Linked DNA regions of Homo sapiens: region 2 is linked to region 1. A link is an interaction called in ENCODE POLR2A ChIA-PET data of the cell type or tissue named here. Cell type or tissue: Panc1. All regions are shown on one strand. Each heading gives the region's core, and the rest is flanking DNA. Links, peaks and the distances in the headings are about the cores only. Region 1 holds the start of LOC124901784 (a long non-coding RNA gene). Region 2 has its middle 23 kb from the start of INSIG1.

Region 1 (11,823 bases), core at 1,666-9,665:
TTTCCCCACCTGGGCCTTTCTCTCTGTCCCTGACATCCGGTTGGTCACCAGATCCTGGCAGTTGAAAGTCATTCTCAAGTCCAGCCCCACCACTGCACCTCGGTCCATGCTCCTGGACACCAGTCTCTCACCGAGCGCTATGCGTGGCTTGCGTCTGCGGCTGAGAAATCCTTTCAAACGCACGCCTTCCCTATTATATCCAGCATAGGATCTGACCCGGCAGGACCTCAGTAAAGACTTGTGGCTGCTTTAAGAGTGGGCACCTGCCGTCACATTTTCCTCAGCATTTTCCCTATGCTGCTGGCGCATTGGGTAGCTCTACTCAACCCATGACGGATTGCAGATCTTTTGGCCGCTGCATTCACAAATTTGTCCCGAGCCGCTCCATGGAAGGCATCCCAGAAGCCTATCAATCTTCCCATGAGTGTTCAAGATTCCCAAATCCCCAAAAGGCCCTAATACCATCTCTGTGTGAGCAGCTGCCCATGTGTTGGGGAGTGCCCTGCCTGAGGCAGAGGGCGCACTGCATCTGTTTGGAGGTGGGTGAGCCTCACGTGTTCTGCACAGGGCATGAGGTAGGCATTGGAGAGCAGCCCTGGCCCCCCCACCCAGGGGACAGTAGGTGGGGTTCTAAATTATGAGTCATTAATCAGCTCTTCATATGTCTGAATTATTCATAAAGTAAGTGCTTGTGGTTTGGATGCTAGTCTATGAATATATAGGCAAATTATTTATTATGGCATTTACATGGATTTTGCAAAAAAGTTTTCCAGAAACCCTTTAGGTTCAGTGGTTGAATTTAACAAATATTTCCTGTGCACCTACTCTATGACAGAAATTGTGATTGGCGTTAAAGACATAAAGATGAATAGGATAATAAGCACCTGCCTTCAGTGTGCTCTGGGTTAGCAGGGAGAACACACAATCCAGCTGGTCCACAGAGGCTGACTTATTAACAACATTTATCACAGCATGTGGGAAATATGAGCTAACTGTATTTCAGATAGTAACATGACCACGCCAAAACCAAACCAAATCAAAACAAGGCAAGAAACCAAACCAACAAACCAACCCCACCACCACAACAGAAACTAACCCAAGTAACATTGAACACGGAACCTTGACCTATAACCCTTGTCCTGCAGACAAAATACCTGCAAACAAATATTGAACTTGACTTGTGGGTTTGCTTTCACTGTGGTGCAAGGTAGCAATTCTGTAATGATTTTCTGTCTTGTAGGGTTGAGCAAATACAAGATTCCACCAGTGCTGTTGGAAGCCAGCGTTCTTGTTTTTGGAAAGGGGACATTTTCTTTCTTTCTCTTATTTTTTTCCCTCCCTCCCTCCCTCCCTCCCTCCCTCCCTCCCTTCCTTCCTTTCCGTCAAAGCACTTACAATCTTCTCACATACTATACAATTTACTTATTTATTGTGTTCCCCATTTGGTGTCTGTCTTCCCCCCGGGGGCAGGGCTCTTTGCTGCTTCATCCAATATGTGTTCACGATCTGAGTGCCTGCAATAGTAGGCATGTGCTTATCTAGTGAATGATGGGCAATGGTGGTGGAGATGCAGATTAGGACCAGGTCATGGGGAGTACTGGATTACGAAAGTGAACACATTTGGATTTCAGCCTGTTGGAAAATGAGATGATGCTGGAAGTGGTGAAGGGGCTGCAACATGATGAGAGCTGTGGGCTGGGTCTCAGTGCACTGGACCTGAGGCAGAGGTGTGGTTGGAGGCTTGGAAATCCAGTGGATTTGTTACAAGTGACAGGAACCTGACTCAAACCAGCCTGAGCAATGAAGACAGTGACCTTTCCAAGGGCACCTTTGGTTTGGGTGTGGCTGTGCCAGGGACCTGCTCACCTTGGGGGAAAGGAGAGGGAGAGCATTAGGACAAATACCTAAAGTATGCCGGGCTTAAAACCTAGGTGACGGGTTGACAGGTGCAGCAAACCACCATGGCACATGTATAGCTATGTAACAAACCTGCACGTTCTGCACATGTATCCCAGAACTTAAAGCAAAAAAAAAAAGCCAGTGAGCTCAGGGGGAACCAGGCCAAGGTCACCCTGTCACCTCTGCTGGCTGAGGCACAGCACATGACCAGCAATTCCAGGGGTGGGAAGACAGCTCCATGTCTTGCTGGGGGAGCTGCGCAGCCTACAGGGTGTGGGGGAAGGCAGGGCCTGTGAGGTCATTCTTGCAGCTCCCCAGAGTGGGGGCACAGGGGGACTTGCTGCTCCATACTGCTGGCCTCATCTCCTTGAGGCATCTCCCGCCCAGCTTCCTGAACTGGTCTGGTGGCTCTTTCCATTGTTAAGTCTGGCTGTACTGACACAGATGTGGGGTGACTCCCCAAGGTCCACCGGGAAAGCCTGCCCACTCCCGGGATGGCTCTCTTCCCTTCTGATACGGTTTGGATCTGTGTCCCCACCCAAATCTCAGGCTCAACTGACATCCCCAGTGCTGGAGCTGGGGCCTAGTGGGAGGTGATTGGATCACGGGGCAGTTTCTAATGGTTTAGCACCCTCCCCTTGCTACTGTCTCGTGAAAGATTTCTCACAAGATCTGGTTGTTTAAAATGAGGCCCTTCCTCATTACACAGGAGCATGCCCAAGTCCAGGAGGCCAAAGCTCTGGGTTGAGTCTGCCCAGCTTCCGAGTGAGTGAATTCCTGCAGAGAGAGGCGCTGCTGAGAAGCTGGCCCTGCAGGAGGCACAGAAGCCAGTGTGGAGGAGGGGCCAGGCTGGGGCAGGGCTGGGGGCCCTGGCTCCGTCATGTCATGTTGGCGACCACGTGGACTCGAGGGCTAAGCCCAGGTCTCCTTGTCTCTAAGAAGGGGTTCAGAAGCTTGACCTTGGCGGGAGTGAGCAGTGAGTGAGCGGGCTTGCACTGGGCCCAACTCATGACTAGTGAGAGGGGTTGGTGTGCCCTTGAGCTCACATGTGCCTCCTGCACAGGACACCCCCTCCTAGAGCCCAGCCAGCCCGGCAGGAGGGCAGGGCATGTTCAGAGAGACAGTGGCTGAGTGAATGGAGGGCTGGCCCAAGTCACAGCCGGGGGTGCTCACTGAGGCCTGGGGGACTGGGCTTGGAGCGGAGCACCTGGCCGCTGTCCCTTCCTGGGGTTTGCAAAGCCCACCGTCCCACACTGCATCATGCTGTGCTCTGCACCACATGTGTCTGCACTCAGCTGCGGCCACCACTCAGCCCTCTCCTGGCATCGCCTGGGCAGTACCCAGCAGGGCCCAGGCTCGGGGTGGATCTGGATTGCCCAAGGGCACACTGGGGAAAGGCTGCCTTCCTCCCTACGGTGCCAAAGCCCAGAAGATGAGTGAGCTCAGCTGTGATTACACAAGACAGGCCGTGGAGCCAGTAGAATTTTCAATCAAAAAATTAACATCAATGTATGCTTACCATGGAAAATACAGGAAAGAAGAAAAGAAAATTAAAATTACTTTTAGTCTTACCAGAGATAACCAATATTAATACATTGGTGTATTTCCTTCTAATCATTTCTTAGAAGCCTGTGTGTGCACGTGTGTGTTAGAAAATTGGGGATATACTGTAGATGCTTCTGGGGTTTGCATTTTAAACTTTTTTATATTTCAAGTATTATTCCATCATTTTAAATGGCTGCATAATATTTCATCACACATCGGGGTCTGTCAGAACTGATTTAACTTTCATCTATGGGCTTTGAGATCTTTCACTGTTTTTCGCATTACTAAATGTAGGAGTGTTTGGGGGAATGGAATACCTAGCTCAGAGTGGGAGGCAATGAGAAAACATTCTCCGTGTGCTTTTAACAAAATTCATATCAGCTTAAGGAAGAGTTTTAAATACGGTGGAAAGCAAGAGGCAGACATTCGTTAGTAAGATGGTTTCCTAACACTATTTTGAGGGTTTCTGAGACCCTTTGGAGAGGAGCGAACGGAGGGCAGTTGGTGCAGGCTCAGGAATGTTCTCCGGAGGGGCCTGGAGTCCTCACGCGAAGGTCGCCTGAACCTTCTCCGGGGCAGCCCCGCCCCGGTGCACACACATTCTGGGCTTCAGAGGATTAGGACACCTGGCGTCGCTTCCTGAAATTTTCCCATTGAGAGACCTGTCTTTGGTCTTGGGGTTCTATGGGGGCTCCCCAAATCCGGGATTTTTATGTAAATTGTAGCTCTCGTGTTCATTTTTCTGTGTATGCGGCATAATGACAGTCGTTAGATTCTGAAATCAGCCCCTGATCCCCGCACTGAAGAACCCCCATTCAGGCCCTCTTTTACCGTGGAGGCAGGTCACTGGGACGGTGCGTCCAAGCGCTCACATCATGGGGGTAAGTGGGGTGGGGCTGGAGAAGCTTCGGGAAGCATTAAGCTGCTCCTTCCTGAAGCAGTGGAGTTGGGGAGCCATTCCCAAGAGGGGCTCATGGGTGAGCCAAGGAATGCAGGAGGGGGTGCCGTGGGGAGGGACTGTGAGCCAGGGCGTCCAGTTCGGGACTAGGGCAGAGCCAGCAGGCAGAGACCCCAGCGACTCCGAGGACAACCACTGCACTACATCCAGGGACAGATGAGGACTGTGGGGTCCTCACAGGGTATGGGAATTGCAGGGGTGCTGTGCCATGCTGTTCCACACCTCTGTGGCTTCACAAGGGCCTCCTCATTTCCAGAATGTTCCTCCTGTGCCTTCATGGGTAGGTGGGTACCCTGGTGCAGGGTCTCCACTGCAACCTTTGTAGGGACTGACCAAGCTCCTCCTCCATTGGCTGAGAGACGGGGACACAGGGCTGTGCCCAGCTCCTTCCCTCAGCCTGGGGTGCCCCGAGGCTGTCTGGCTCCAGAGTTGCCTGCGGGGTGGCCCCAGGCCTGGCAGGCCCAGGGCAGCTTTACTCCTCCCTCCCTGCACACCTGTTTCCTACCCTTCCCTTTAAGGGCTGACTTGACTTCCATGGACCAACATTTATTAAGAAGCTACTGTGTGTGTTGAGGTGCGTGGTTCCCTGACCTCCATGGATTAGGCGAGTGGAGGAACAGGCATTCAGACAAAATCCCCGTGAGACGCGGTCACTGCTACAGACACCCCAGTGTTTGGTGTGGTGGGGTCACCTTTTTATTATGTTTTACGCATCAGGCACTGGACTGAGGATGCTCCAGGAATGGCATAGCTGGAGAAAGTTAGATGAGGTCAAATTTTGAAAATTGCAGCTCATTTTTATACTCTGACAGCAGCAGAAACCCCCTTTCTCTGGCTAGTTGGCTGATGAATAGAAAAGTTGTACAGGTTGGAACGATTTAACAAAAATACATCTATCTTATTTAAATTTCAAACATAAAAAGTACGTTCCAGTTTTATTTTTAGTGTAGGGTTATTTTGGAGTTGAGTTCACTACTCACTAGGGCTTCCGGCCCCTTCTTGTGTAAATTTCACTCCTGATTATGATCTGGGACTTCTGGCAGAGTCTCTAAGTGGAATGACTGTGCCAGGGGTGTCCAAATGACTATGACATCCTTGGGGTTGACAGGCACCAACTGATGAGGGCACTAGGGAGCTTTCTGAGTGCTAGAATGCTCTATTTTGAACTGTATGGCCACAGGATCAGAATTCATCAAGTTGTACAATAAAGACTAGTCTTAGGTCTTTTATGGCTCATAAAAAAATTTTAAAACAAGGTAGATTGAGAGCTAAAGACAATCTTAGGTGGAATCCTGCCTGACTTTTATGATTGTTTCCATCTTTTACCGGTGTCTCGCCCACACATAATACTGTATCTGGATGTACATATTTTATTTATTTTTTTAGAGACAGGGTCTTGCTCTGTTGCCCAGGGTGGAGTGCAGTGGCACACTTGCGGCTCACTGCAGCCTGAACTCCTGGGCTCGAGTGATCCTCTCACCTCAGCTTCCAGAGCAGCTGGGACCATAGGCAGGTGCTGCCACAACCAGTTGAAAAATTTTTGTTTTTTTGTAGAGACAGGGTCTTGCTATGTTGCCTAGGCTGGTTTCAAACTCCTAGCCTCAAGCCACCCTCCCACCTCAGCCTCCCAAAGCACTGGGGTTACAAGTGTGAATCACTGCTCCTGGCCCCAGTATATGTATTTAGGCATGCTTTTTATTGAATCTTTCCAAAGTAGTTCATCTAAGTTTTCATAGAAACAGTCACTCATTCTTTTTGCACTGTTTCTTCAGTTGGTGTATTGTTTAATTAGATTCCTCGATTACAATAAGTTTTAGGAGCAAACATGACTAACTCTTGGGAAACACGTGGTACATGCTGCTCCCAGCCCCTGGTGCTCAGAATCCCCTGGGTATGGGTCAGCCAGCTCTAGGGGGAGCAAGAATGTCTCTCCCCAAGCCCTGCTGGTCAGGAGCATCTCAACCCCAAGCAGAGAACCATTTGGGGAGATCTGTTGACTGGTAAATAGTCAGCCCCTCACTCTCACTTGCATAAATCTGGATCTTTACTGTGTGTGTGTTTTAATTTTGCAAAACAGCTTTTATGGAAGGGACCAGCATGTCACCTCCTCACCGTTTACATGGCTCTCTGACGACCTCCCATCAGAGTGTAGATCAGACATAGAAGCCGCCAGCTCTTATCCTGGCTTCCCCATTAAACTGTGGTGTGGCCTCAGCTGAGTCACTTCACCTTGCCTCAGTTTATTCATCTCTTAAATGGGAATATGAGCATTACACTCCCACAAATGACTGTGGTGAGTATTGATAATAAAACAGGCCTCACCCAGGTGGAGCCTGGGCCCGAGGGCTGCCCACTCTAGGCTCCTCAGCATCAGGAGGTCATAGGCGCCTCCAATGGACCCCTGGAGAGCGTGAGGGTGCTATTGAAAACAGGCTCCTCTTGTCATTGCACTGCTCCCACGGGGCCTTCACCAGGAATGAGCTTCAAGGTCAACCAAAGAGGAGAAAGAGTAGAGGGAACGAGGAGGAACATTGAGGACTGTGAGGCAGATCCAGGGACCAATGAGGCACCAAATGTGTCCTCCCCACTGACTGCCTTGGGTGGGGTTGTCCAGTTTCTGAAGGATTCTCTGCAAGGCCTGGCCCCAGAGAGAGGCTTTCTGAATACACTCAAAGATGCTTTCCCTGGAAAACAGTACTGCAGGCAGAGACGCAGCTATCATACGCGGTATTGTCAGGAGCTGGATTTTGTCTCCACCAATTCGGGTGTTGCAGCCCTAACCCCCAGGACTTCAGAATGTAACTGTATTTGAAGATAAGGTCTTTGCAGAGATGATCAAGTTAAAATCCTCATGTCTGGTGGGAAGGAGGACCTGGGGAAGTGAATGGTGACATCTGGATGAGGAAGTTTGTTCTGGGCAGATGAGGGGGCCCTAGGCCCTGAGAAGACCCCATCCAGGAGCTGGGAGCCCGCTTAGGAGGCTCATATGAGAGAGGGGATCCAAGGTCCCGGCTTTACAGGGGCCACCTGGGGCAGAAATAGCCCAAGCAACATCATTCCTCACCTGTCAATGCTGGGGGATAAATGAATATTTAAGAGAACATTTGTAGTAATCTGCAAAGGACAGCTGTGAGGTGGGTAGCAGCTGCCAGGGCAAGTAGGGGATTTGGAGGCTTCTGAATCAGATTTGATGATGGAGCTCACAGGATTGTTCCTAGGAGGCAGTTTTTTTTCTGATAATTATAAATATTCTCATCCGTGGTATATTCTTTCTTATCTCCCTCAGATGTTTGAGGATAACACATAAAAATGCATGATTTCAAACCACTGCTGCATTTTTTTTTTTTTTTTGAGACGATGTCCTGCTCTGTTGCCCAGGCTGGAGTGCAGTGGCACAATCTCAGCTCATTGCAATCTTCGCCTCCCAGGTTTAAGTGATTCTCCTGCCTCAGCCTCCCGAGTAGCTGGGATTACAGGTGCTCACCACCATGCCCAGCTAATTTTTCTATTTTTAGTAGAGACGGGGTTTCGCCATGTTGGCCAGGCTGGTCTCGAACTCCTGACCTCAGGTGATCTGCCTGCCTTGGCCTCCCAACACTGCTACTTTTAAAATCTTTTCTATTTTCAAGCAGCAGCAGCTGCTGGCAGGTTTTTCTCCAAATGACCTTTATTTTGTCTCTAACAAAGTGGATGGCTTTCTGGGAAAATTCCTGATGTGGGTGCGGGGGAACAAGTCGGGCAGGTCCCTTCTTCCTGCAGGGTCCTTGTTTCTCCCGGCAGTTTGTACTCCTTTGCCTGGGAACCAGGCAGTGGCCCCCCCTGGATACCAGAGCTGAGCAAGCCCCCCGATCCACTTTTCTTGGAAGCCCTGGGGCTTACCGCCTGAACTTGATTTTGTCAGTATTACGCTCGCAAAGCTGTTTTATTGACTGACAACGTGGAATGCAATAAATGTTCGAGACATCTGCACCCAGCAATCGTTTTCTCTGTAGGCAGGTTGCCAGGAAGGCCACGACCCGCTCAAGCTCCTCTCGTGACGAGGACGCCACCTGAAACAGTCGGGCTGCAGTCGCCGCCGTCCTCCGGCTCCCACTCTGCTGGGGTCTCCCTGCTGACCCGGCTTCCCCAGCGCCTCCGGTTCTTCCCAGCCCGATCTCTCTCCACTGTCATCCTCAGTGCCAGCCTGTCTCCCACGCCAGCTCGTAAACTCCAGGGTGGCGACTTTGTCTCACTTTCTTTTGTGTTCTGAGCACCTGACCTGGGCAGCCCTGAAGGCAGCTGTGTGAGGGTGAGTCTGCTCACGTGCCTACCCTATGATGAGGTGTCCTGCTCACCTGTGGGGTCATGCAGGGCCGCTGCTCCCCTAATGCGATCCCATAAACAGTGCAGAGGTTGTCTCGGGGCTCTCGCAGCTGCTACGTGGCGCCTCCGCTGAGCGTCACCCAGAGGGCAGCAGCGAAGGAGGGGCCGAGCTCTCCACCTCCTGCTCCCTCTCCTCTCTAACTTTTCCTGCTGCCGTTCTCTTCCTGGGGCTGGGGCTGAAACCCTGGCATCATTATCTCTGCAAACTCATCTCTGTAAATGCCCAGGCAGGCGTTCTCCCTCCTCCCACCCACGGACCCCCGCTTAGTCCAGCTCTTACCTGGGTTCTTGCAGAAACTTCCTAACAGGTGTGTCCAGGAAGCACTTCAGATGTTTTCTCTGCTGCTTCTGGTTATCTTTTAAATCAGAGATGGGGGAGTCAGGCCCCATTTAAACGTCTCCTGGAGCCGAGTGGGAGGACAGCTCTTGGGCGTTGCCTGGGCTGGTGGGGCCAGCTCCCTCCTGACTGCCCCGCTGTCTGCCAAGAGCATTTTTCCCATTTTTCCAGAGTCCAGGCGGTGGCCATGACCCCCGAGCACGCCAGGCGTTATCCCAGCTGAGCCTCCAGAGTCTCTGGGCTTTCTTCATAGGTGCTGGGGCAGTCACTCTCAGCCACGACAGGGACACACGAGGCCCACCTCCCAGGAGAAAGCGCCTCTTTCCTCGCCTTTCTGGCCCCAGAGAAATACAACTTTCAAGAAAGAGTTTGTTCATGACAAAGTGAGACAGAGTTAAGAGAGAAACTCAGGATTCAAGGTGAAGATGTCAGATGCGCTTGGATGTGGGAGGAAAGATCCACCCTGGCCCTCAGTGGAGAGTTCTGACAGTGGTGGGTGCCACTGGGGCTAGGTCCTTTGTGCTGTGGCAGCACCATCTCCCCCAACCTGCTGCAACTGGGGCTCAGCTGCCTTTTCCAGAGATCGTGGGGGGTCGCCTCAACTGCGGGGTCACCTGTCCCAACCACTCTCAGCCAATGACTGACAGACGGGCTCTGGGCTGGGGCCTCTGGGCCTCCATGAGGGACCTACTCTACAATTGACACATCAGGGCAGACATTGTAGGATGTGAATCACTGCAGGGGGAGGATGCCTGGCAGTGAGACTGTCTGTCCCAGGAGACAGGAATCCTCACATTTCCCAGACAAGGCCAAATTGGGTGTGTGGGATTTTCTACAAAGTTTTAAAGAAAAAAAATTTTTATTCTGAAATTATCCTAATTGTGGTATTAAAATGTCATTTATTTATTTATTTTGAGATGGAGTCTCACTCTGTCACCCAGGCTGGAGTGCAGTGGCACCATCTCATCTCACTGCAACCTCCGCCTCCCCAGGTTCAAGCAATTCTCATGCCTCAGCCTCCCAGGTAGCTGGGACTACAGGTGTACAGGTGCGTGTCATCAGGCCTGGCTAATTTTTGTATTTTTAGTAGAGATGGCATTTCGCCATGTTGCTTAGGCTGGTCTCAAACTCCTGACCTCAAGTGATCCGCCTGCCTCAGCCTCCCAAAGTGCTAGGATTAAAGGTGTGAGCCACTGCACCCAGCCAAAATGTTTTTTCTTTAATCCAGTAATGGTGATTAAAAATCCTTGCTTAACAAAAGAAAAAGTTGGTCACATACGTCAGTCCTCAAATGTGTTCTGAAACATTCATGGGCGTACCTCCTAGAGGCTGTGAGCCACGGCTCTGCAGGCATCTGGCTCAGTCCCCCTCTCCGGCTCCCCTGGCCCCCACTTTGGCAGCTCTTCCTGGGCTGTGATTTTGTTTCTGCAGAGTGGCCACCATTCTGCAGAAACGGTCATACCCTCTGGGACCCTCTGCCTCACAGAGGCCCCCACGTTCCTGGGCCCTCCCTAAGGGGAGCCTTGTTTCTCCGAGGAGATCTTGGGCTCACCGGTTATGTTTCAGGGACCCACAGGACAGGATTCCTGGCTCTAGTGTTTAGAAACACACTTGAGAGAGCCAGGTTGAAAGCTCTCCCTGGGTGCGTGACCACACTTAGGTGGTGAAGGTGGGGACGCCTGCATGGGCGCTGGGGGGCTCATGCACAGCTGGCCACCCTCATCCCTGGTTTGTCAGCGCAGACCCCTGGGAAGCCTCCTCGCCTGCTGTGGTCTCTCTTCTAAGCATCTTCAGTGGTGCAGTGGCTCAGGCTCTCACTGTGCTCAAGATGCAGGCTGAACGTCACACTCAGGCTAAGGCCAAGCCCCCCACCTCCCCACACCACCCACCCCTGTCTAGTGAGGACGTGCTACTCTAGCTAAGTCCCTACCATCCTCCTCGTCCACCATGGCTGGCAGAATCACATCTCAGAACTAAAATGTAGAAGTTGATTTTCAGCATAAAGAGCTTGTTTCCACACATCTCAAGATTAGGAAGTGACTTGTACTTGGAGAGATAAATGTTGACTTTTCATGGAGAAAATGGACAAGGTCCTCTCCTACTGGCCTGGCCCTAGGCTAGTTGATCTCTTCGGTGAGATCTGGGATGTGGGGGACTGGGACGTGGGTCCTGCTCCCCTCTGCTCCAGGCACACAGCTGGCCAGAGGCTGGTGCTGCAGGAGCTGGCGTGGGTGCGGCCCCCATGAGCCCTCACTGCCCTGGCCTGTCCCAGCCCTGCATGGTGGAGGCTGCCCTGCCCTGCAGGAACATGTGGCTTCCTCTTGGCTGCTCCAGCTTGCTTGGTGCTGTGGTTTGAATGTGTCCCCCAGTTTCATAGGCTGGAAACTTACTCCCCATAGTCACATGTTGATTGGAGGTGGGGCCTTTGGGAGGTAACTAGGATTAGATGAGGACATCAGGATGGGACCCGATGGGGGATGTGGCCTTATGAGAAAAGGAAGGGAGACCTGAGCTGGTATACGTGCTCTCTCACCATGGGACACCTTCCGTCATGGGATGATGCTGCAGGAGGGCTCTCACCGGATACGGCCACTCGACTTTGGACTTCCCAACCTCCAGAACTGCGCAAAATAAATTTTTCTTTATAAACGGCCCAGTCTGTGGTGTTCTGTTATAGAAACACAAAACAGACTAAGACACTTAGTTCTCCTGATGTCCCCTA
Region 2 (11,823 bases), core at 2,421-10,420, 57 kb before region 1:
TTAACTGGCCTCTTACACAGGGGAGGGAGATTTCAAAAAGCCTCTTCAAAAAAGAAGCCTTCATCTAATTCCTTTAAGTTAACGAAAGTCAGAAATTTAGGAACCAGCAGAAACAGGTTTTGAAGGTGCAAGAAAGAGAGGATTACTGAGAGAATGCGGTGTCTTAGGATGGGTGGTATGGAGTCACAGGCTTCTCCAGACCGGAAAATAAAATAAAATAATGAAATAAAAGTCTGCAACTTGGGGTGGGGTGGAGGAAACTAGAGCAGCAGAGTAAGAAGTGGAGGAAATTCTTTGTCTCACAGCCCCATCAGACTGAGTCAGTGCTGAGAACCTGTGTCAAGGAAAAGGAAAGTGGCTCCTGTGATTAATTCGACAGGCGTCACCAGAGATGGGGCTGGGGGTGGGGAGGGCTGCCACCCGCTGTGGGGGAGACCCTGAGGTGAACGCAGGCTTCTCCCCAGACCTGCACACGTCCCTGCAGATAAGAGTGGAGAAAGCTCATGTCTCTGGGAAAGATACAAATTCTTGTTTCAGGTAATGCAGACTCACAGGCAGCCCTGCTGGGCGCCCAGTGTCCCCTGCTGGGAGCTCCACACTCACTCCACAGTGCACGCATCTACACAGCAAGACCTCACTTGGGGTTGTCCATAGGTTCTTGGAAACTGTGACTTTAGGTGAAACGACACATATCAAACATCAATTTCTCCGGAGGCTAATTGATATAAACAAGAGTTACATTCCTATGGTATAGTTCTGGCCACAAAAACATCACCAAAGAAGCACACTTCTAATACGAAACACTGAAATACATGTGAGCTCTACGTGCATTTAAGAAGGTAAGATCGCCCTGTCTGGGAAGTGAGGAGCACCTCTGCCCGGCCCCTGCATTGTCTGGGATGCGAGGAGCGCCTCTGCCCAGCCGCTGTGCAACCCTCCAAGTGTGAAGTGACAGCCTTGTGTGTGATCTTTCTGCCCTCCCCAAGTTTGCATTTTCGACATTAAAGTTTACTTTTTAATTAAGTTTTAAATTGGAGAATATACATTTAAAGTAAAAAAAAAAAAAGTAAGATCATTACCCAATTTCTGGTGAATCTATGAGTGACCAGGTCGTGGAGGGGCTGCGTTAAATCAAAAATAATGTTGGCCAAGCCAAAGCTCTGAAGTGCCTCCCCCTATCATGTGGTTTCAAAACAAACAAGAGCCAATTCTCAGCCCGCTGGGCCTTTCCTACTGCATCTGGTATTGTCCTGCATCTCTGTGTGAATACCGTATGCTTTACGAATTTTTATTTGACAAAATTTGTATCCTTTCATTTTCCAACCTGCTTATTCCAGTTCAGGGTGGCAGGGGGCTGAGCCCATCCAGGCAGCTCAGGACCAAGGCGGGCAACCGTCCTGGAGAGGACGGCATCCCATGGCAGGGCACAGTCACACTCACACTCACTCAGATGGGGATGTGCCAGTGAGCCTCATGTGCACAGCTTTGGGATGTGGGAGGAACCCGGGGTACCTGGAGGAAACCCACAGCACATGGGGAGGACATGCAGGCTCCACACAGACAGTGGCCCCTCTGGGGATCAATTATTTTTTCTCATCCATGTTATAACTACCTTATCACTAAATGATGTTGAATGAAGGACTTTAGTGAGAAGTGTGCCCTCGCCCATCTGTGACACTGCGGCTGGCTTTCCTAAGGGCTTGCTTATGAATCTGCTGTCTCTGGTCATTTCATCTTTCTGTGTGCAGGCAAGTTGCTGATTTTTATTTTCTGAAATAACTTCTAGAATCAGAGTGAGGTCCGTAGTACCTTGCTAGTGCACCCTGGCTTCAGATTAAAATGTATTGACTGCAAGAATGTAAGACCATTCCCTGGCTTTATAAATAATACTCTGTTTCAAATGTTTCTCTTACTGGACATGAACTTCAGAACCAGCTTGGGATCAACCACATCACGTTCAGAGACAAGCCTCCCAAATGCTGCGTGATGGGGAAGCTGACCGCCCTTTGCAACCATTCTTGACTGAGAGCCATGGGTGGGGCTCGCCGTGGGTGCTGTGAGAGCCGCACCCTGGGCGGAGGTTTCCAGGGCTTCAGCTGCAAAGTGCTAGGAAGACTCAAAGGGTAGGGCCTGAAAGCCCCTCTGAGAGGCAGCAACACAAACCCAGGGGAGGGCTCTGTGCGGACTTATATACTCGTGCCTCTGCTTAATTCATCTAGAACCCCTATGGCTGTTTACATAACAACTATAACACTTCATGCGGCTTATATGTATGTGGAGGTAACACATAGGCCACTAGGAAGGGGGACAGTGGTAGATGGACCTTTTTTAGGTGCAAAGTTCTTGGCTTTATGTGAAGTGAAGCAGTGTTAACTAAATAGGCTGGGGCAAGCTAAGGATGTACATTGCCATCACTAAAGCAACCACTGAAACAAAAGTGCAAAAGAAGATATAGATTATGATGGGGTGGTACAAAAGTGTTGGAAATAAACGGTGGTGATGGTTGCACAACATTGTGAATGCATGCAGTGCTACTGAATTATACAGTTTATCCACGGTTTTCACCATTTGGGAAGTTTTATGTCATATATGTTTTGACATGATAAAAGAAAAATTACAAAACATAGCTTAAAAAGCCGATAAATAGAAAGCCAATAGGTAAATAAAAATGGGATTGTAAAAAAATCAGTCAACTCAAAAGAAGGCAAAAAAGGAAGAAAACAGCAACAACAACAATGAAACTGAGGGACAAACAGAAAGCAAATCTCCGAATGGAAGACCCTGAGCCATAAGGAAGATCACATTATATGCACTGGATTCCACTTTCCAAAGAGAAGGCAGAGATACTCAGAGTGGATAAAAATGCAAGACGCAGTGCTACGCAGAGAAGCTGAAAGAAAAGATGGAAAAGGCAAACCACGCAAACAGCAGTGGGAAGAAGGCTGGAGGGGCTTTGTGAATATCAGATAAGATCCCTGAAGACGGAGCGTTACCAGAGACAATGAGGGATGTTCATAATCATGAAACGGTGTGTTTACCAGGAAGACATAACAGACATAACAACCAACAATGTATATAAGCCCAGTAACAGAGTTTCAGAATCATGAAGCAAGCCTCAACAGCGATGAGGGAGAAGCAGGCAGACCCTGGGCCAACTTCCTCGGAGGGCTGCCGGGTGCACAGGGCTGGGGTGTTAGTACAGGGGTCCTAGTCGACACCCAGCTATGCACGCTCTGCAGAACTGTCTACAAACCAAGAGAAAACCCCTTTTCCCCTGCTGTGATCAGAAATCCTGACTTTAATTCCAGTTGCAGTGTGTGTGGCAGAATGTGGCCCGTGAGTCAGAGGTTCTGAGTTCCGGTTGTGACTTGGCCACTCAATTCGTGACCTGGAATAAGTCATACACTTCGTTGAACTACAGTTTCCTTAAAAGTCAGTAGACAGTTTAAAAAGTCATCAGATAATGTTTAGGACCATTTCCACCTCCAGGAATTGGATACTCATTCTGGGCTTTGGATATTTTAACCATTTTTACAAAAAGGTATGAGGTATACAGTTTTATTGCATAAAGTCTTTGAAGAATTATCTAAGTAAAACCATTTCCCTTGAAAGCATATTGAGGAAATTTGAATAAGGCTGGAAATATTTTCATAATCTTGTGCTTGCGTAGGAAACACACTAAGTCCTTTTGTGCGGAACTTAACATCTGTGGCAGCTAGATTCCCTCACTAGCTTACCCGCTCCCCACCCTCTTCGTGGAATTGTTGTAACCATAGAAAGTAAATCCAGGTACAAAGCACTGGCTCCGCCTTCAAGCACCTTTGGGAAGTGGTTTCATCTCCAGTGCCTCAGTGCTCCCGTGATTGAGTAAAGGGAGAAAGGAGTCATCCCCAGCTCACAGAACAGTCCTGCGGCCCGGGGAGGCAGTGCCTGCAGACAGCCTGGAGACCCCGGAACCTGCTCGGCCCTCCCCTCCTGCTAGCTTTCTGCAGTTCCCCATCCCCCATTCTGCCTTCTCTCAAGGTAAAATTGTGGTTACAGCAATTAAAGGTATTCAAACACAGCAGAGCAGATTTACTCGATCAGCTGTGATGGCTTTGCAGGCACCAGGTCCTTCAAGGCGAGGCTGGAGGGTGCGGACTGTCCTCCCTGCTGGGTTTGGAAGGCTTCCCTGTTCCTGTCCTCTCTGGTCATGACCTGTGGTGACTGCGTCAGGAGTATTTGTTTGGCTCAGCATTATTGATTTATCCTGCAGTATTCCTTTCCCGAACTGAGAGAGGTCCAACAGCAGCAAGTTAAAGAAAGTCAACCTTTTGGGATATGGCCAAGGAGGCCCTCTTCCCAGAGATTTGGGCTTCACCGGCCACTGCAAGTAGCCTGCAGGGTTGTCATTTTGGATGGCTGTGGGGCAGTACACTTGGAGGCAGGTGGCTGTCTGCAATCCCCTCAGCTTCTTTGAACATGTGTTAAGATACGGTGGCATCTGCAAGTGGAAGCTGATGCTCAAACCGAATCGTGCCTTCACAGCCCCTGGGGCCTCGGTACCCAGATTCTGCAGGTGAGCAGGTCAGGAGTGGGGCCCAGGCTTCTGCATTTCCAGCAAGCTCCAAGGTGAGGCTGAAGCTGTGGGCCTGTGGACCCCACTTTGAGAAGTGGGCTTTAAGGAAACCCGTGTCACAAATGACGCAACCTGCCTTGTGTGTTTTCTTTGTCTCCCATGAGAACGTGAGCACGATTTCAGTCAGCATAGACTTCTACGGAAAAACATTCATTCAGAAACATACATCATGCTGTCTCCTCTCCGCCTCCTCTCCCTTTTCCCTGGATCTCTTTCCTTCAGACGTTGGTAAGCCAGTTTGGGAGACGATTTTAAAAATCCTTATCTGTAATGTATTTCCTTGTGAACTGGGAAATCAGGAGAGCCCTTGAACCATGGAGCATCTGCATCATGTGACGTGCTTATGACAGAAGATAATCAAACACTCCGTCGGCACATTATTGGGCTAGACGCTGCATCCGATGCTCAGTTTCTGCTCTCAGGGAGCTCACTTAAAGGAATCGCTTCAGGAAACGCTTAGTGATCATAAGGCATTAAATATTAGGATAGATGTGTGCCCAGTTTCCTATGTACTGTGATATGTTACTAAGCAAAAATTTGATTTAATTAGCTTTTATTAATTTAAAATTGTGTTTCTAGAAATGAGGCTCGAGAGAACTGCGACATTATCCGTGGTGCAGCTCAACTGCCCTACCCTGGTCTCCTTGGAAGGAGACAGTTTTTCCCACTCATGGTTGCTACCACACTTTTTTTTTTTTTTCAAGACAGGGTCTTACTCTGTTGCCTGGGGTCGTAGTGCAGTGGCGCAATTTCGACTCACTGCAACCTCAACCTCCCAGGCTCAGGTCATCCTCCCACCTCAGCCCCCCCAGTAGCTGGGACTACAGGCGTGCATCACCACACCTGGCTAATTTTTGTATCCTTTATAGTGACGGGGTCTTGCCATGGTGCCCAGGCTGGTTTCAAACTTCTGGGCTCAAGCAGTCTGCCCGCCTCGGCCTCCCAAAATGCTTTGATTACAGGCGTGCACCACTGAGCCTGGCCTGCTACTACACTTCTTTTGATTCTTACAAGCTCATTAACTGGTATTAGTAATATTTGTGAACCTCCCTGCTGAACTATAAATCCTTTGAAGGCTGAATTTATGTCCTAGTCATCTTTGGGTTGCCCACCATACCTGGCACAAAAAGGTGCTCAAAATTCCTCCTTCAATGATGCTCACTACTCCCTGGAGCTTGGAGTTGCTTTGCTCCAAACCAGTGTTAGGTGGGGCCAACTGGACCACAGGAATGGGAGACAGACAGGATTCCTCTTTCCCTTTCCATAGTCCTTCAGGCCCAGGATTTGAGGGCTGATGATGTGTTCATAGATCGATGCCCCAAATTTGAATGCTTTCTCAGTGGACAGGTCTTTGACATGCTGGTTGTTGCAGGCAGGGAAGCATTGGTTGGCACAGATGGAGGCACATAGGACTCCAGGCGTGGGGTTTGATGTCAACAACACAGTGGTGTTTGGTGTCAGTGACTGCCTTGCAACACAGATGTTACTGACATTTTAACAAAGTGTTCTCTCTTCCTAACCTCAACTGAGAAAAGCAAAATACTGATTTATTTTCCAAAGCTTTGAGTGTTCCAGAACATATTTGCTGGCATAGGATCAACTTCTGTTGTCTTGATTCTATATCGAGTGTCATCAATTTAAAAGCTCGTTTTTGTTTAGAAGAAAGAAGGGAAAGACCAAGTGGAAAAACTCACTGTTCCACCTGAAATGTTGTTTGGGAGGGAAAGCAAAAAAAAGTTTCTCAATCTTTCTGGCACTTTTAGCTCTCAAAAATATTTTTTTCCTCCTTCCAGCCAGCTTGGGATTCTCTCCAGGGCTGAATCCATTCATGTGCTTTAAGAAATAATCTTAGCAGGAGTTTACATGTTTAAAAAGTAAACTTAGGAAACCTTTTTTTCTAATGAAATGCTAACTGACACCTGTTTCGTAAATGATCCACATACCCACATTCCCCAGCCCTCCTGCCACCATTTTATTTGTTTATTTTTTGTAGAGGCGGGTTTCTCACTATATTGCCCAGGCTGGTCTCAAACTCCTGGGCTCAAGTGATCCTTCCACCTCAGCCTCCTAAAGTGCTGGGATTACAGGTGTGAGCCACCGTGCCTGGCCGATCATTTTCTCAACTTGCCTTATGACCTCATCCAGACCCTCTTTCATGAATAAGGGAGGTGCAGCCTTTGACCAGGGTTCCTTCTGCAAATATTTCTGCCCATTCTCAGGGAAGATGTACCTGTTCCAGGACCCCTCCCTGCTGCCGGCTGGGCTTCTCACCCTCAAAAGGCCTCTCACCCCACACCTCACCAAGCCCACCCCTGTCTTAACTCCTGAAAACACAGCACACCCAGGTTTTCACAGATAAGACATTTTTACTGAGAGTTTATGGGAAATTGAAAGGAATTACATTGTGAAAAAGAAAATATAAGCTGAGGAGTTTATGGGAAATTGAAAGGAATTACATTGTGAAAAAGAAAACATAAGCTGAGGAGTTTATGGGAAATTGAAAGGAATTACATTGCGAAAAAGAAAACATAAGCTGAGGAGCAAAAAAAAAAAAAAAAAAAAGGCAAGACTTTGGGCATTCTCCCCCGGCCCTGGACCCTTGAAGCTCACCTGGCCTCTTTCCCCCAATCAATATGACACTGGACTGTGGTTTGAATGTGTCTCCCAAAGCTCATATGTTGGAAACCTAAGCCCCAGGGCAACGTTGTTGAGAGGTGGAACATTTAAGAGGTGATTAGGTCATAAGACGTTACCCTTGAGATTGGATTAATGTCCTCATCAAGAGAGTGGATTCAGCCCTGGGGGAGTGTGTATGCTACGTGGGAGTGAGTTCGTTATAAAAGCCAGTTCAGCTCCCTCTCTCCATCTCTCTCTTATGCCCTCTTGCCTTCTGCCTTCTGCCTTCTGCTCGTGGGATGATGCAGCAAGAAGGCCCCCAAAAATCATGAGACCCTCAGCCTTGGACTTCCCAGCCCTCAGAGCTGTAAGAAACAAATCTCTGTTTTTTATAAATTACCCAGTCCTAGATATTCTGTTAGAACAGCATAAAACAAACTATGACACACAGTCAGGGTGGGGGCAGCCTTCCACATCCTCAGGCAGAGCGGATAGGCCCCCGGAGCCTCCATCTCTCCATTGCAGAGGGTAAGCTGAGCTTCAGCGTTGAGTAACCGAGGAACCATGCACGGTCCTCCCTGGTCCACCCCTGTCCATTCCCCACAAAGGTCAGACTTTTTACAGTAGGAATTCTGCTTTAACAGTGATACCAGCTGAACCAGAAGCCAATGGCAGCTTGAAACAGCAGCTTGCTCCTGTATCTGAGGATTCTGTGGTCCCGAATCAGCACGTGTCACAGGTAGAGCCGAGCTAGGAAAGAGCTGCTCTGGTCAGAGGGGCGGGGTGACCAGAACGTGCACCATCCAGGCCTCCTCCAAGATACTCCAAGGACCTCAGCCCACTCCCTCGCGGCAGGGAGCAACCCCCTCCTCTGTTGTTGACCAGGTGCAAGTTTATATCATTTTTAACAAGCACTATTAATTGGCTCGTGCTATTTTTCACAGCCAATCTTTAATCACATTTGTCAACATACTGTGCCTCATCCCTCACTTTGGGTTGTTGCTTATTTTGGTCAAATGCATCCTTTGTTATTTCAGAGAGCAGCCATAGGTGATAAACCCTCAGGGTTTTCAGACGTCTGAAAATCTTTTTAGTCTTGCCATCACGTGCGTGCGAATTCAGCTGGGTGCAACATTAGGGGCTTGTAGCTATTTCCCCTCACATCTCTGAATACATTATGTTGTCATCTTTTTGTTCCTATGGACAGGAATTCAGTCTAATTTTGTTCCTTTGTAGTAATCTATTTTTCTTCCTCTCATAGTGTTTAAGAAATCTTTTCATTTTGAGATAGCTTTAGATTTACAGAAAAGTTGAAAAGATATGTCTTCGGTTTCCCCTGATGTTATCTTTTTTTTTTTTTTTTTTCTGAGATAGGATCTAGCTCTATCACCCAGGCTGGAGTGCAGTAGCACAATCATGGCTCACTGCAGCCTCGACCTCCAAGACTCAGGTGATCCTCCTACCTCAGCCTCCTAAGTAGCTGAGACTACAGGTGCATGCCACCACGCTCAGCTAATTTTTAAAAGATTTTTTGTAGAGATGAGGTCTCACTATATTGCCCAGGCTAGTCTTGAGCTCCTAGGCTCACGTGATCCTCCTAAAGTGCTGTGATGAGAGGCATGACCCACTGCGACATAGCACATTTGTTAAAACTATGAAGCCAATATTGGTGCATGCGGTCATCTGCACTCTAGGCAGTGTTTGGGTTGCCCGGATTTTTCTGTTCCAGGATTCCGTCCAGGAGGAGTCCTGTGTCTCCCTGGTCACCTCTGCTCTGGGGCAGGTGCTTGGGCTTCCCTTGTGTTTCAGGACCTTGGCAGTTTTCAGGAGGACAGGGCAGGTGTGTCATAGAATGTCCTGCAACTGGGAGTGTCTGACATTTCTCTCACCGTTAGACTGGGGTTGTGGGAGTTTTGAAAACTACAGAGGTGAGGTTCCCTCTCATCCCCCAGTATCCAGGGGTCCTGGTACCCACAACATCAATCCCGGCTGAACCTGGCCTTTACCACTTGGGAAGGCAGCGTTTGGCAGAGTCCCCACTGTGAACTGTAAAGTCACTACTGGCTCTTCCCGGACTCCATGATGTGGAAGGGACTCTCAGTCCTGCCCACACCCAAAATGGGGGCTCGCCTTGGCCTCCCAGAAGTGCTGGGATTACGTGTGGGAGCCGCGACACCTGGCCAACTTTTCCATTTGAATGAAGTATAGCTTTATCATTTCCTTTGAGAGTGGGATCGATTGTTAATTCATTTTTTCTTTAAGACAGGAATGTATTCACTCTTGAAAAAGGTTTTACACCTCTTTACACTGAGAGGTTTACCTTTTTGACCTTGTTACGTAAAGTAAGAAAAATAAGTTCATTCAAGAAAGTTTTAAATAAATCCATATCTGATAGAAAACTGAATATCTGGAGTGCAGCCTTAGCCTCCGTAATGACATCATATTCTTCTAAGAAATATCCCCTGGGACTCCCATCAAAGACAGAATGATGGTTTTGACCCAGTGTGACATTTGTTTTATTTTGTCCTTTTGATTTCTGACACTGTAAGTACATCCATAATCCATTGAGGGATAAGGACACTTACATACTTTGCTGAAAAAATAAATATCATGAAATTACCTTAAAATTATTTCTATAATTGCTCTCTTCTATGATGATCATTGAAGGCCAATTCTGTTGCTATAAAAACTCTACTGATACATTATTCTCCATGTGTGTATTGGGGTTGATAATCAATGAGATCAAAAGTCAGGCCTATCAGTGGAAGAAACTGATAAGAAATTGTGGCTTCCTCTGTTCCTTGTCACCCTGTGTTTTTCTGGCATTATTTACATTTACACCAAATCGTGCAGGTGGAACTCTTTTTTTGTGGTTGAGAAATACATTAAGTTGCTACAATTCAAGAAGTTTCTTCTGGGTTTGTCAGAACGGATGTTTTGCAATGACAAGAGAAAAGTTTTTCTCACCTGAATGATGAGTGGAAAATAGTGGCTGTTTATGTGGGACTGTACCTGGTGACACTCGACATTATGTTTAATTTCTTTATTTTTATTGTTGAGGCAGAGTTGTGCTCTTGTCATCCAGGCTGGAGTGCAATGTCACAATCTTGGCTCACTGCAACCTCCGCCTCCTGGATTCAAACGATTCTCCTGCCTCAGCCTCCTGAGTAGCTGAAAAGACAGGCACCCATCACTACGCCCAGCTAATTTTTGTATTTTTAGTAGAAATGGGGTTTCACCATGTTGGCCAGGCTGGTCTCGAACTCCTGACCTCAGAAGATCCACCCACCTCGGCCTCTCGAAGTGCTGGGATTATAGGTATGAGTCACTGTGCTCGGCTTATGTTTAATTTCTATAGATGTGACACATTTGGGTGCCAGTGGTCCCACCTGCAGATCGCGGGTCATTTGCATTTGCTGCCACCCCTACTGCAAAATGACCTCTGCTTTTGTTTCCCTGCCCTGCCCTTCACTCCTGGTGCCGTCACGTGGAGATGTTTGGAGGAGACCGAGAGTGTGCTGTCGGCACGCATCGTCCGTGAAGCAATGGGGCAGAGTTCATCCCTTACTTCAACCTATGCATCGCTGTTTTGTGCATCGTCATAAAAACAACACATTCCAAATGCACTGTCATGGGCTTGGAAGGAAAATAATAAAGAAAACAAACCCCAAATGAAATTGCACAATGTCTAGAGTGTCTTCAGTGCGTTTTCTTCTGCCTTAAAAAACCAACCAAACAAAAGCGACCTACTTGAGACCATACAATGAGGCAGACACTGGATGTTTAGCTCCCAGCCCCTGACCCCCCTGCCGGCCTGGCAAGGTGAATCTTGGGGATATACAGACCTCCCAGCTGCCCTGGTTGCTGGGTGCAGGTGCAGGACCCAGACTCAGCCAACAGCACACACAGCCAGCTCTAAAGTGGAAGCTGGTGGCACAAGGCAAAAGGCCAGCATCCTTGGCTTCGGAGGTGGCTTCATCCCCTCTTCAGGAGCAGTGGGTCAGTGGCACTGGGCCCGTGTCCAGTCCTGACCTGTGCTGGCCCTGGAGCTGCAGTATTGCTGCCCCCCAGGCCCCTGGCTGGGCTCCTGGTCCTGCTGCTGCTCGGCCTCTCCCTCGTTTCTGACTCACGTCTGAGCCGGGTTCTCCAGCAGTTCTGTGAATTACTCCCAATATGAGATTTTCAATTAGTCTCATATTGGCTTAAATCTGCTGGAGTCAGTTTCTGTTGCTTGCAGCTAAGAACCTGCCTGATGGACATAACAGAGACAGTTTCAGGACCTGAACTTCTCATTTAACTGCATGTCTTCATTAGCTTGGATTTTTCTCTCGTCAGAGCTTCCTCGTGTGAACACTTTGGTTCATTCTTCCTTACTATTTATCATTGCAAGCACATATATGGGCCTTGCTCTGTGCCAGGCACAACCCTAAATTCTCAGTGTATGTTAGCTCCACTCTGCACAATGCAACCAAGTGGGTTCTGTTATCATTGGCACCGTACAGACCACAAAACCGATACGCATTGTAAAAAGGGGCCCACTTGGAAAGGGGTGAGAAGAAAAACAACAGTTCCCTCCCCATTCTCTAACC

Evidence for each region. ChIA-PET counts read pairs that join two places held together with the same protein. Peaks named below come from ENCODE experiments on the same cell type or tissue, not always from the same donor. Only the 100,000 strongest peaks of a DNase experiment are listed, where the experiment ranks them.
Region 2: POLR2A ChIA-PET joins it to region 1 with 17 read pairs; 6 of 35 experiments call an interaction of 5 or more read pairs at or near these places.

The regions. Positions count from the first base shown.
Region 1 is chr7:155,211,499-155,223,321 of GRCh38, reverse strand. It overlaps LOC124901783 (a long non-coding RNA gene), which reads right to left. Exons shown (of 2, transcript XR_007060603.1): 2 at 6,161-11,722. LOC124901784 (a long non-coding RNA gene) reads left to right here and starts at 5,980. Exons shown (of 2, transcript XR_007060604.1): 1 at 5,980-8,690; 2 at 9,273-10,011. LOC124901785 (a long non-coding RNA gene) reads left to right here. Exons shown (of 3, transcript XR_007060605.1): 3 at 1-1,278. RefSeq lists a silencer at 8,989-9,283. In Panc1, for the core only: no CTCF peak of the experiment used is centred there; a DNase peak (open chromatin) is centred at 6,262; H3K4me3 peaks cover 674 bases; H3K27ac peaks cover 235 bases.
Region 2 is chr7:155,269,352-155,281,174 of GRCh38, reverse strand. No RefSeq gene overlaps it. Among named protein-coding and RNA genes, the nearest start is that of INSIG1, 23 kb to the left of the region's middle. RefSeq lists an enhancer at 10,694-11,194. In Panc1, for the core only: no CTCF peak of the experiment used is centred there; no DNase peak of the experiment used is centred there; H3K27me3 peaks cover 211 bases.